2 separate regions of the Homo sapiens genome follow, and region 1 is linked to region 2. A link is an interaction called in ENCODE POLR2A ChIA-PET data of the cell type or tissue named here. Cell type or tissue: IMR-90. All regions are shown on one strand.

Region 1 (2,500 bases), 1.8 Mb before region 2:
ATTAGAGTGGTGTCTCACACACACTCAGGCAATGCCATTGCTGACTGATTCTTTAGCAAGGGGAACAATGTAAAACAACAGCATTTTTCTAGTGATGCAGCATTTCATCTCTAGTGAGACTTAGCATGGTCCCCAAAGTATCATTACATTTATTTATTATTATTAAAGAGTCAATGTGATAACTTTCTGTGACATGTTCTGTTATTTTTTTAGTTGTGTTGATGTTCCTTTCAGCTGGTCCTATAGTACCCCTCCTCAGGAATGTCTCCCCAGTGCAAGGACAAAGACTGAAGAGACTGCTATATTGATGGACTCTCAAGCCAACTATGAAGTTGAAACAAAGAAAGTGATCACCTGAAGACACCTCCTCTGCTAAGAAACACCCCCAAATTGTGCAGCTTCTGCCACTAGAACTCTCAGAACAAGAGACAATCTTTTCAAGAAACAGAAAAACTCAATAATGACATCTAGATTTTCATGAGCCAAGAACTTTCCCTTCCTCATGTGTATTCCTCTGTTTGTACTTAAATTCATGTGACATTCATTTTTTTCCTAGTATGGATATGCTTATTAATGCACTTGTTTCAAAATCCCAAATTGCACAAATGTGTTAATATTTTAAGAAACAAAATGAATCCTACAAGGAGAATGATTTTTAGCCACACATAGGGTTGGATCTTGAGAGTGACCTACAGAATAAAAGTACTTTTAAAATAAAGTAGTCAGAGGCTATTCAAAGGGTAAAATAATCATAGTACCACATTGGTCCACTTGACACTAACCAATCGATCATTTTTTTTTAATCAAGAAAGCTAGATTCTATCAGATAAAATCACTGCTTCTAAAGAGTTTAAATCTAGTTAGAAAAAGTTATAGAAATGTTTGCAAAGATAAGTAACAGATAGAGTCAGTAGAGGATAAGATCAAAAACAAAACCAAGCAAAAGATGAGTTCAGGGGAGTTTGCCATCAAGTTGGCAAAACTGACTTACTTAGGGAAGAAAGTTATAAAACAGGAAAATATGAGATGAACCTTGAGTGATGTGGAAGATTTAGATAAATGGAAAGGAAGGAGAAAATGGAGTTCTTTAGGTGGTTGTAATTGGAGGAGGAAATGAATACACACATCTTGTTGACTTAAACCCAGACATTCAGCAGCTCTCTATACATATCTGGAAAAGACTGCACAGTCACCTCCTGTCTCTCACCCCAGGTATTACTTAGAATTATTATCATATTTCCCTTCCTTTAAAGTAAGTAAGGGTGATTGGTGACAATATGGAGAACTATGATTTTTCCATTAACCTAATAATAATTGGTATTTATTGAGTTCTGTTAAGCATTTTACATATTAACTCACTTAAGCCTTTCAACAGCCTTGCAAAATAGGTATTATTATCCCCATTTTACAGGCAAGAAAACTGAGGTTTAAGTAACTTGCCGAAGTGCCATATACAGGGCTCACATTCAGTATTGCAGTTGCAAAGCTCATGATCTATAGTGCCAAGTTGCAATATTGTAGTCAATGTCACAATTATTACCCCTTTTTATATTCCTTGATATTTTTCCATGGCAAACAATTAGCTATTTCATTTAATAATCACCTAAAACTTTTCAGTCTTCTGATTAAAATTACGCTGGAGTGATAGAATGTATTTTCATGATAGAAATTGGGAAAAAAAATGGGGAATGAAGTTTATCAGCATTTCAGACTTGTTTTTTTTTTTTTTTTTTGCAAGACTTTGATGAGATTGTTCACTTTTGTCTATGTAAAATCCCAAATCCTTGAGAATAAAAAAGGGGGAGGTTTAAGTCACTTGTTGCAATGCCCTTTTTAATAGAGGCAATAAATCTAAAGGCCATAAATTTAGAGTGACTTACAGAAGATCGAACTTTGGAGTGTGGCAGAGTAAGGGATGGAAACCGGGCCCTCCAGTTCACTATCAGTAGCTTTTGCACTGGTCTGCCCTTCCTAAATTAAGTATGCACTTCAATTTGATGAGTGGAAACAGTCTATCTGGGCAGTAACCAGGGAGCTTTGTGCCTAGTAGATTGCTTCTGTTCTGCACTTCTTTGGTTTCCCACCTCAATGTAAAAAATAGCTAGCAATGAAGTCCAGAAGTTGTCAATGGTTCATCCCCAGAAGAATGCATAATGTCCAAAGTTGTATGTGTATGATGTCTTCAATGGTATTAAGTTATTTCAAATTCTTAGTTCACCTACATAAATCATTTCTAACAAGCATCTTCTTAACCAACTTTATGCACAGTGTATGTTTGTAAGTGCTTCTGCACGAATGTTTATACATGACTGTTTCCATAGTACTTATGTTTTTAAAAATATTCAGTCATTTCCTACTATAATCCTCATGTATCCATGTAACTGACTCAAAAATACTTCAGCCACAGAAAGCTAAAACTGAGCAAATCTCATTCTTCTTTTCCATCCCCTTTGCATGTGGCTGGCATTTAGTAATGATTAATAATATGGCCAGCTGAATA
Region 2 (2,500 bases):
TGAAAGTGTCCCCAAAACAACAAGATCTGCAGTCCCTTCACTTCTGAGGAGTAAGAGAGAAAAAGAATTGGTACCAGATTAAGCCTGTTCATTTGTCTGGTATGGAACAGGTTGCACTGTGCCAAAATTCAAGAGCCAGCTTTTTTTCTTTTTTTTAAGCTCATGTGCCAGGCCACTCTTTTCTACAAGCTTTTGCTAAAATCAGCATTCCCCAGCATCCTACTTTGACCGCAATTTTGTTGGAAAGAAGCTTACCAGCATTTTAGGGGCGCTCATCATAGAAAAAAAAAAAGTGGAGATTAAGAAAAAAAACAGGAAGTGGAGATGCTGTCAGATTATCTCAATGCCCAGCAAAACTCTTTAACCAAATGACATTCATTTTTAAAGACCCACTGTTAACATGCATTTAAAGTTACTGTTTCCCTAACAGTGATGACTTTATACCATTCCAACCACTCCCTCATACCTGGTTTCTGTGGCCAAGACCATTTTTCATTTTCAAGACCGCTCATGGCTGGGCACGGTGGCTCACACCTGTAATCCCAGCACTTTGGGAGGCCGAGGCGGGTGGGTCATGAAGTCAGGAGTTCAAGACCAGCCTGGCCAACATGGTGAAACCCCGTCTCTACTAAAAATACAAAAAGTAGCCAGGCATGGTGGCACACGCCTGTAGTCCCAGCTACTCGGGAGGCTGAGGCAGGAGAATCACTTGAACACAGAAGGCGGAGGTTGCAGTGAGTTGAGATCACACCACTGCACTCCAGCCTGGGCGACAGAGCAAGACTCTGTCTCAAACAACAACAACAACAACAACAACAACAAAAGACACCATTCATTACGTTAGATTACCAGTGGCCATGGAATGGACTGATGCTTCCTACTGACCAGCCTTGACTCCAGTAGCACCATATGCTTGCTCACCCACTGAGCTAATCAAACACCATTGACTTCAATAACATGGTAAAAATAAATAATCAATAAATACATAAATACTTCATATTTCCATAAAAGCCCTACATTAAAGACCTCCATTAATAAAATGCCACATAATGTATTTATGAAATATACTACAGGGTATTTCATTCATTCACAATAGGTTTAAACTCAGGCAAAGAAGAAACAAGTAACCTATCCAAAGTGAGTGAGTAGCTCTCCAAAGTGGCAAGTGAGTAGCAAAATTAGTTAAAAGAACCCAGGAATTCTGGATTCTTAACCCCTTGTTCTAAGCTTATATTCTTGCTTCTCTTGGAGACTGTCACACTAAGAATTATTATTTTTTTCCTTCCAAGACTGGCCTTGTTTTATTAGTTTGTTCATAGAGTGGTACCTTTTTAGTAAAAATAAGAAAAGTAGGAGGAGTACTAAAAGGGAAAGTATCTAAAATGAAAAAAAAAAATTAACCTCATCCCCCTGAGGCCAGTACACACTTTAAAGTCTTTGGCTCTAGTTTGCAATATGTACAGCAGAGCTGAAATCTAAACTGCCATCTCAAGCACAGTGGAATCCACATGATAAATCCCTATGGAATTTAGTCATAGCCTCAAATGCCTAGGAGATTAATGCACAAAAGCCCTGAGAACTGGCATAGTTTTCCTGGTAGGGCAGAACCCATATAACAGGACTCAGTAAATCTACCCACACTTCATTCATCTCAGATCCAAAGCCCTAACTCTATAGGTTTTGTGCAGAAAAGAGTTAACATAGCAGGCCTAAACTGCTATCCTTGGAGAGGCCTGATTACAGGGTTGGCCACTGGCCGGCATTTGGGAACTTAGATTTTGGAGGGGCTCCCACAATTAACTGATAAGACTGGCTTACTGTGTCTGAACTGCTTGTGCAAACAATATGGCTTATGCTGAACACCTGCTTTCCTTTTGAGAGTCTTGAATTTTGCTATCTGCCAGGGAAAGCCTGCCTAGATGACCTGTCCTCAGTAAAAACTTTGGGCACTGAGTCTGTAGTGACCTTGTCCAGTAGACAACTCATTCACATGTCGTAACAAATCACTGCTAGGGGAATTAAGTGCATCCTGTGTGATTCCATTGGGAGAGGACTCTGGAAACTTGTGCTTGCTTTACCCTAGACTTTGTCTCAGGTGCCTTTTCCTTTTACCGATTTTTCTTTGTATCTTTTCACTATAATAAATCAAAACTATAAGTAAGACTATATGCTGAGTCCACTGAGTCTTCCCAGAGAATTACAGAACCTGGCAGTGGTCTTGGGCACCTCTGGCACAGTTGGTATAGGAGGTTCAGTAAGTAGCCCTCCCCCTCACTGCCAGTTTCACTCTCACCCTCCTATGCCCCTCTGTTTAAGCGACCCAATTCCCCGATCTAATGTTCAGAATGTCAAAGGCGTGTCTCTTCCTGTAAGCCCCTCACTTTATAGTAAATGGGGTAAACTTAGATAAATTGCTATATGGAAAGCAGAAATAAGTGTTTATTGAAAGAGTTACTTCTCAAAGGAACAAGAAATAGCACTAATCTTTTTCGAGTTCCTT

What was found. Peaks named below come from ENCODE experiments on the same cell type or tissue, not always from the same donor. Only the 100,000 strongest peaks of a DNase experiment are listed, where the experiment ranks them.
Region 1: POLR2A ChIA-PET joins it to region 2 with 11 read pairs; 1 of 35 experiments calls an interaction of 5 or more read pairs at or near these places.

Annotation. Positions count from the first base shown.
Region 1 is chr11:122,089,454-122,091,953 of GRCh38, reverse strand. MIR100HG (mir-100-let-7a-2-mir-125b-1 cluster host gene) reads left to right here. Exons shown (of 5, transcript NR_137179.1): 5 at 214-2,500. Among named protein-coding and RNA genes, the nearest start is that of MIR125B1, 9.1 kb to the left of the region's middle. In IMR-90, no CTCF peak of the experiment used is centred here; no DNase peak of the experiment used is centred here; H3K27ac peaks cover 150 bases.
Region 2 is chr11:120,330,843-120,333,342 of GRCh38, reverse strand. It overlaps TLCD5 (TLC domain containing 5), which reads right to left. Exons shown (of 3, transcript NM_001198671.2): 3 at 1-2,500. Among named protein-coding and RNA genes, the nearest start is that of ARHGEF12, 4.3 kb to the left of the region's middle. In IMR-90, no CTCF peak of the experiment used is centred here; a DNase peak (open chromatin) is centred at 1,532; H3K27ac peaks cover 1,306 bases.